Linked DNA regions of Homo sapiens: region 1 is linked to region 2. A link is an interaction called in ENCODE POLR2A ChIA-PET data of the cell type or tissue named here. Cell type or tissue: OCI-LY7. All regions are shown on one strand. Each heading gives the region's core, and the rest is flanking DNA. Links, peaks and the distances in the headings are about the cores only. Region 1 has its middle 91 kb from the start of LINC01630. Region 2 overlaps MEX3C (mex-3 RNA binding family member C).

Region 1 (4,411 bases), core at 147-4,146, 110 kb after region 2:
GACTACAGGCGTGTGCCACTATGCCTGGCTAATTTTTGTATTTTTAGTAGAGACAGGGTTTCACCATGCCGGTCAGGCTAGTCTTGAACTCCTGACCTCAGATGATCCACCCATTTTGGCCTCCCAAAATGTTGGGATTACAGGTGTGAGCCACCATGCCTGGCCTCCAATTTTTTTATTTAGCACTCTCAACAAATTCTTTGATCTCTTTCTACCATTCTTTTCCTTCTACCAGTACCTGACATCTATTGTCTTCCTGACTTCTAGCCTCAATCTCATTTTGAAGTCATAGCATGCCCCCTGACTTCTCTGGGGGCACATACACTAACTCCATGGTTTATGTCTCACTCTCTCTCTCTTTTTTTTTTTTTTTTTAATTTGAGACAGTCTCACTGTTTGCCCAGGCTGGAGTGCAGTGGTGCAATCTCGGCTTACTGCAACCTCTGCTTCCTGGGTTTCAGCTGACACAGCCTCCCGAGTAGCTGGGACTACAGGCGTGCACCACCAGGCCTTGTTAATTTTTGTATTTTTAGTAGAGATAAGGTTTTGCCATGTTGCCCAGCTTGGTCTTGAACTCCTGGCCTCAAGAGATCCACCCATCTCGGCCTCTCAAAGTGCTGGGATTACAGGTGTGAGCCACAGTACCCAGCCTTTCTTTCTTTTTATGTGCTAGAGTCTCATTTTTTTCATACTTTTAAATTTTTTTAGAGACAGGGTTCCCCATGTCAAACCCCTTCTCTGTCTGCTACTTTGCTGGAACTATTATTCCATCTTAGTATATAACTCATGGGAAGTTTCCTGGACGAAGCAGGCCTTGAGCTGCAAGGGGCTAATCTAATATGTAAAGGACTGCTAGAAATCACCAGGAGACAGACCTACAAACCAATAGAAAAATGAACCAAGGACAGGAACAGCCAGTTCATAGAAAAATAAATTAAAAGGACCTTAACACACGAAAAGATGCTGAACTTTGCTTATAATAATAAGCAAATGCATAAAATATTATACACTATAGTATTAATATAAAATCACACAAATTTGTATTGTAATAGTTATATATTATGTATATGTCAATATATAATTAATAATTATAAATGCACAATTCTATTATTAATATATAAAGTAATTATTACATAACATAATTATATATTAGTTATATAATTAATATATAACATATAATAATTATAACTAATATATAATTATATTATATATTATAATTAATTTATAATATATAATATATAACATAATAATTACATTATATATTAATACTTATATATTAATGTACTAATTATATATTATATATTAATTATATAGCATATAATTAATATATAAATATATAATATAATCATATTATATATCAATAATTATATTATATAGTAATATATTATACTATATAATTAAATACTATATAATTATATTATATTTAATTATATATGTAAAATACCAAAAGGAATAATAAAAGAAGTGTCCATTAATGCTACAATAAAATATTACAGTAGTCCCCCTTATCTGTGGTTTTGCTTTCCATGGTTTCCATTATCTGTGGTACAATACAATAAGATATTTTGAAAGAGTACATTTACATAACTTTTATTACAGTATATTGTTATAATTGTTTTATTTTATTATTAGTTATTTTTATTACTCTCTTACAGTGCCTAATTCATAAATTAAACTTTATCCTGGGTATGTAGAGGAAAAACACAATAGATACAGGGTTTGGTACTCTTGCATTCACTGGGAGTCTTTGATTGTATCCCTTGTGGATAAGTTGGGACTACTGTATTTCTCACCTATCAGGATGGCAGAACTCTGATCCTCTAACTTTCAAGAATTCATAAAGATCAAGTCTGGCACACAGACTGGCTTCGCACTTCTTTATGGTATTACTCAATTCTAGATAACACTAGAACAATGAATAGTACGACGATTATAGAGTCCTTGGGGTGGAAAATGACTCAATAGTTTTGCATCCAGCTAAACTGTGTAAAAGTAAATAAGCAACTGACAAATATTTTCAAATAACAGAACTTAAAGGATATATTCATGGCTGCCACATAAGGCCACTTTTTGCATAGACTCTAATATGAATGAATGGTGCTCCCTGGATATGGGCAGTGTACAGCCTGCACAGATGTACATAACAGTCTTGAATACAGTTCCTGTAAGATCTTGAAAAAACACTAAACGACAAAATTTAGCTGTCCAAAAGATGAATACAGAACCAGAGCATAAAGATTGACAGGAATAAAACTAATACAGCAGTGGCAATTATGGTTACGGAACTCATAAAATTTATAAAGAAAGGCATTGTAGAAAAATGATAACTAAAAGCACCAGATGGTAGAGGAAGTGAGAAGGCGGGCAGCAGTGTAAGTATCAGATCTTCTCTGTTTTCATAGCAGGTGATGCAAAGATATTAAGTTTGCTAAATCAAGCAACAGGATACCAGTACATGCACACATATAAAGTAAAATAATAGAAGAAACAAATATAACCAATCAAAAATGAGTAATAAAGGGGAGAGAAGGGGAGGAGGAGATAGGTTAATTTCCTATTCATTTATAATGTGGGCCGAGAGATTTTCTTAAAAAACAGAGAATTAAGTTGGATTTTTCCTATATATTAAAAATCAATAAATAAAAATTATAAACATCACTGTTTGAAAAGCAAAAACATTACCGTTAAAAGGCTGGGCTCTGGCTGGGCATAGTGGTTCATGCTTGTAATCCCAGCACTTTAGGAGGCCAAAGCAGGAGGATCACTAGAGGTCAGGAGTTTGAGACCAGCTTGGACAAAATAGCAAGTCTCCGTTTCTACAAAAAATCAAAATAAAAAACTGTGCTCTGAAGTCAGACTGTCTGGCTTTGAATTCTAACTCACTTGTTAGTTGTGATAACTTGAACAAATTCATAGAACTTTCTGTTCCTTAGTTCTCTCATTTGTAAAGTGAGATTTTTAACACAGGTTGAGTATTCCTTATCTGAAATACTTGGGACCTGAAGTGTTTTGGTTTTTGAATTTTTTCAGATTTTGTAATATTTGCATATACATAATGAGATATCTTGGGGATGAAACACATATAAATGCAAAATTCCTTTATGTTTCACATACACCTTTTACACATAGCCTGAAGGTAATTTTATACAAGACGTTTAATAATTTTGTGCATTTTGACTGTGACCTGTCACATGAGGTCAGGTATGAAATTGTCCACTTGTGGCATCATGTTGGTGCTCAAAAAGTTTCAGATTTTGGAGTATTTTGGATTTTTAGACTTCATAAGATTGCAAGGAATGAATGCAATAATGAATCTAAAATGCTTAGCCATAAATGCTCAATAAATGTTAGCTATTATTATTGCCATTTATTATTTTCATCATGAAGCATATATTAGACTTGTACAGAACACCAAATTGAAATAGATTCTGAACCTTTGGGGTTCCTGTGCATATTGAATAGATAGAAATGCCACACTGACACGTCCCAGATATATTGAGAACAAAATACTGTTACTTTTAATGTAGAGGCTACAATTTTAGAAAAAATCACGATACCAACATAATCAAATGACTTATCATTATTCTAGTAGAAGTCGAATGTCAGTCTTTTGCAGATCCCTGTCATGTCTGTGTGGAGATTATATTTCTATTTACCTAATATTTTTCTTTACTATTTACCTAATATTTTTATTTAAATCATTTTAAAATCTACTCACTTTTAAAAAACAATCTCATGCTAAGTAATTATATTCATAAAATCATTTTTGATATTGTTCAAATTTTTAAACATGTTATTAAATCTGTGATTATAAAAATACTAGTCCATATGCCACCTAAAGTTATCCTGAGTACTACCAATGGTTCACATAATGCACTTTGAGGAGTTCTACTTTTTATTCCTTTAATAATTCATTTTGAGCACCTACTATGTAGTAGGCACTGTTCTAGGCAGTTGAGGTACAGCAGCAAGTTTAGCACAGAAAAATTCTTGCCTTCATGGAGCTTACATTCTAGCAAGATAACAAATAACATAAATACAATTTATAGTATGTGAGATGGTGATATGCATTATGCAGAAAGGGAAAGGAGAGATGGGTAGTGTTGGAAGAAGGACAAGGGGATAGATTGTCATTCATCCTGTTAGAAAGGTCCCATTCAGAAAAATTCTAAGATTGGGGAGTAAATAAGCCATATGCATATTTAGGGAAGAGAATTCCAGGCTAATGGAAGAGCAAGTTCAAAGGCCCTGGTGTAAAAGTATGCCTGGCATGTTCAAGGAACAACAGGAAGGTCAGTGTGTTTGGAGTACAGTGAGTGAGGAGGAGACTGGTAGATGAGGGAGGTCGGGAAAGTAATGAGGGCAAGGAGGTGAAGTACGTCTACTCCTTTGCTTCTGCTGCTACTGGTGC
Region 2 (4,411 bases), core at 266-4,265:
ACCTTCTCCCAGACTTCATCCCCCAAACATGTCTTGTTCCTCTTCTATCTCTGCTCGGGTATTTCCTTACATAATCTGGAAAACCCTCCTAGTATTCCTTTTCCTCCCTGAGTTATCTGAATAACAAACATGGCCATTTGGAAAAGATAAAACTGTATGTGTGAAAGGCTCCACGAACTTAAGAATAATACAAACATAGGCACAACTCATTATTATAGCTATCATGTATGAATCCATTAAGGTCCAGTTCAAGGGAAACAATATAAGCAGCAAAAAACTGACTATCTGCAGGACTCGGAACCTGCTGTTTCAACGTTAGGGCAAACTATGATTAAAGATACTTCCTTCGTTTGTTTTTTGCAAAGATTAAATGAAATAATGTATTAAAAATGCTTACTACAATGCCTGTTATTAAGTGCTTAGCCCAAGTTGTCTTAAGTCCACACTCCTTTCATCACACTATTTTCCCCTAAAAACACATCATTTTGGGAGGCTGAGACAGAAGAATCGCTCGAACCCGGGAGGCGGAGGTTGAGGTCAGCAGAGATCACACTACTGCACTCCAGCCTGGGCAATAAGAGCGAAACTCCGTCTCAAAAAAAACAAAAACAAAAACAAACAAAAACCCTAAATCATCTCACGTTTCATGATATATAAGAATGAATGAAGGGGTTGTATTAATAATTTTATACAAAATAAGGTCCCTTTCCCCTTGGAATAGTCTAGACAGAATATTCAAAAGCTCCTTTCATTTTATAGAAACACATAAAATACTGTATTAAGGTGTTACAGTAAATATGGAATTGCCATTAGTTCTATTAATCAATTCTAGTATTCTATCTTCAAAGACTAATGAGTATCAACTAAATCCCAGTAAGAATGTTTCATGTACACAACATTAATTCAACATTTTAAGTAATAATTTAAGAATGCAATGTATTCCTAAATGCATAATATAAAACTAATAGCTTTCCTTTCTAGGGTTCAAGTGGCCTCCTTGTAGCTATTTTAAGGCAAGAATACTGTTTGTCTCACTTTAGGGATTACTATGACAATACTTCAAACACCTTCATTTATGTGATTTTAGTTTCATTATCAGTATTCATATAAACATTTAATGCCTTCAATCAAGTAGCATCTACTGTACTTCAAACAAAAGTGCCAAACAACTTGAGGTTGACTGGGTCCTTACATAAAAAGCTGTTTGGCCAGTTGTGGTGACTTATGCCTGTAATCCCAGCACTTTGGGAGGCCGAGGTGGGTGGACTGCTTGAGCTCAGCTTCAGCTCAGAAGTTCAAGACCAGCCTGGGCAACATAGTAAAACCCCGTCTCTACCAAAAATACAAAAAACTAGCCAGGCGTGGTGGTGTGCACTTACCGTCCCAGCTACTGGGGATCACTTGAGCCTGGGAGGCGGAGGTTGCAATGAGCTGAGATTGCTCTACTGCACTCCAGCCTGGGCGACAGAGTGAGACCCTGTCTCAAAAAAAAAAAAAATTAAAAAAAATGCTGGGAATAAAGGCAAGAGGGAAGAAAACCCCAATTAAAACAATATGGAAAGTACAATGATATAAACAATAAAATGGCAAGTTTATAAGAAAAAAATTTAGTTCAATAAAATAAAAAGGAAGTATTCCACTTTGTTTTAGGTACTTTAACCAATATTAATAATGCAAAGATGACTAAGATTCAGTTCTACCTTCACTGACTTGTATTAACTTCAAGCACTGAAAGTATTTAGTGATACATGTTCATGTACACATAGTGACCTATTTTCTTTTCTTATACTGTTGGTTGGTGACAGTAGTCAGATCTTCTACAATATCCTTGCTGATTTTTGTCTACTTGTTCTACCACTTACTGAGATAGGCACGTTGAAGTCTCAAACAATAATGGCTTGAGACCTTGGATAAGTTGTTTGTAACTCCATAGACTTGTTTATCTGTTCGGTGGAATTAAGAATGGATTAAATGAGATGACACATGTAGTTTTTGCACAGTGCCTGACACAAGTTTGTTGTTATTAAAAGACAAGTGAACTGATTTTTATAGGGAGTTAAAAACATTTAAAGAAACTCCTAAAGATAAAACATATCATAAACTTTGCAAAATTGAGAAGATTTTGCAAAGTCAATCTAACTGGTAATATGAAATCTGGTTTACTTTTACCTCATTTTAGGGACTCTCTTTGGACAAAAATCAGAATATAAGAAATGTGACAGACCACCTAGTTAAATCTCATTTTAGACATGAGGAAAACCGAAGCCTAAAATTGTCCAGTTATAAACTAGTGACCCCTAAACCAATGTTCTCTCAAGCTGCCTTATTTTCCTAAATCCCAATAAGAATATTTCTAGTGTATTTTTAGGAGTGGAGAAGAATTCCCTGCATGTACAAGGTATTTTAAAAAACAGAAGTTAAATTAAATCTAAAACCCCTCTTTTTTCACTTATTTTAGACAAGACAATAAAAAATATTTAATGAAAAGTTTTATTATTTGGCCTTTCAGTAAACCTGAAAGAAAAAACCAGAAGAGGGTGTAAATTAGAGATGAAAGGCAGAAGTTTTCCTAACTGGGGAGCTTGAAATTATGTTCATGCTCTTTGGAGAATGTTAACAGAAACCTTAGAATTATCTGTCTGGGTACCATACAATGGAATTAGATTCATTTGTAAATGATTCTCTTCCAGACTTGCTTAGTTCTTTGCCAGGAAATACATTTCCAAAGCTCTGATTTTAAATAAATTTTAAGACATATTATAAATTTAAAAAATATAACTTACATAATTTATTGGTATAGCCTACGAAAAACTTACTAAAATGACATTTTTTGGCTTTAACTAGCATTTGTTCAGAGTATAAAAGAAATTTAGCAGTAAAAATTTACCTTATCTGATATATAATTTATCATCTCTGTACTTTCAATTGTACTGTCAATTTCTACTAATGCTATCTTCTCAGACTTGATCCTCACAACAAATGAGGGAGAGGGGAGAGAGAAACCTGGAAGAACAAGTAGATGAAGTAGGTTTTTTCCAGAAGAGAAAACAGGCTCAGAGAGGTTAAGTGATTTATCCAAGGTCACAGGCAGCAAGTGCAAAACACAAGGTTTCTAACTCCAAGTCCAATGTCCTTTCCTGCATTATACTAAATGGCACTGGTAGAAAGGCAGAAGAGAAGGCAAAGGGAAAGGGAGGCACAGAGAAGGGAAATAATAATAAAAAGGTCAGCCCCAAATGCAAATATATACTTTTACATTGGTAACCATTTTGGGAGATCTTTTCTAGTTGTTTGAAGCCATTCCCTCCCCACTTCCCCTTCAATCATGTTCAAGACCAAATTACTTATGCTTACCTTCAACTACATCTGCAGTTTTCATTAAAGGATTTTCTTTTATTATTTTAAGGCTTAGTCTTATTATTCCATGATAGACTTTACTTGTGACCAAACCAGGCTTCTCTGCATGCAATGAGGAATTGTAGTCCGTACTTACCGGACAAGGGCAACAAACACTTGAAGTGTCCTTACATCTCAAACACTGGCATGGAAGAGGTCCTATAGTTAGTGTAACTTAAAATTCTCAAAGTCAGTTATAGAATAAAGACTTGAACTACTCAAACAGTATTAGACTATGCATACATTCAATTTAGTATATCTGGGTTTGGTAATCCTAACATTAGAAAATTATTTTCAAGGCTTAAATATCAGATTTAATCTTTGTAAGTCTCTATATAGTAACTAATGGTAGCATGGGGAAAATGTTAAAAGTAAATCCACAAATTATGGCATATAAGCTACTTGGGAAGCATTAAGAATGCAGTTTAATAAAAAAGGTATCACTTAAGGATCACCTGAATATCAATGGAGATTTAAACATAACTATCCATGATCTACTTGGAGCTTCTTAAAAAGCTTTTTTTATTTTTAAGTGCAAATACACTCCTTTAGTATCTTATGAACATTATCTACTTTCTCATCTTGAGTTTGGTTACAAATTCTACATGGCAGGAATGACACTGTTTAGAATTCTATAACAATCCTATAAATTATAAAATAGTACTGTAGTAGTCATCATGGCTCTCCTTGTGGGCACATAGTTGTCATATACTTTCTCAGCCTTTTGAAGTTAGGTGTGGCCAGATGATTTGCTTTAATGAAATATGAGCAGATGTGATAAGCATTACTTCCGGATCTAACATTTTAAGACCAGTATGTGCTATGCTGTAGTCTTTCATCTTCTGGCACAACAGAAGATCAGTAACACTGGAGATGGTGGCTGCTGTTGGCCTGTGTCCCTGAATGACTAAAATGAGCAGAGCCCCTATGAACAAGAAATAAACCATAGTTGTTTTAACACTGAGGTGTCAGAGTTCTTTGTTAACCACAGCATAACAAGCCCATCTTGACAGAA

What was found. Peaks named below come from ENCODE experiments on the same cell type or tissue, not always from the same donor. Only the 100,000 strongest peaks of a DNase experiment are listed, where the experiment ranks them.
Region 1: POLR2A ChIA-PET joins it to region 2 with 10 read pairs; 1 of 35 experiments calls an interaction of 5 or more read pairs at or near these places.

What each region holds. Positions count from the first base shown.
Region 1 is chr18:51,299,201-51,303,611 of GRCh38, forward strand. No RefSeq gene overlaps it. Among named protein-coding and RNA genes, the nearest start is that of LINC01630, 91 kb to the right of the region's middle. In OCI-LY7, for the core only: no CTCF peak of the experiment used is centred there; no DNase peak of the experiment used is centred there; H3K27ac peaks cover 616 bases.
Region 2 is chr18:51,187,114-51,191,524 of GRCh38, forward strand. All of the region lies in intron 1 of MEX3C (mex-3 RNA binding family member C), which reads right to left. Among named protein-coding and RNA genes, the nearest start is that of MEX3C, 8.4 kb to the right of the region's middle. In OCI-LY7, for the core only: no CTCF peak of the experiment used is centred there; a DNase peak (open chromatin) is centred at 4,188; H3K4me3 peaks cover 435 bases; H3K27ac peaks cover 493 bases.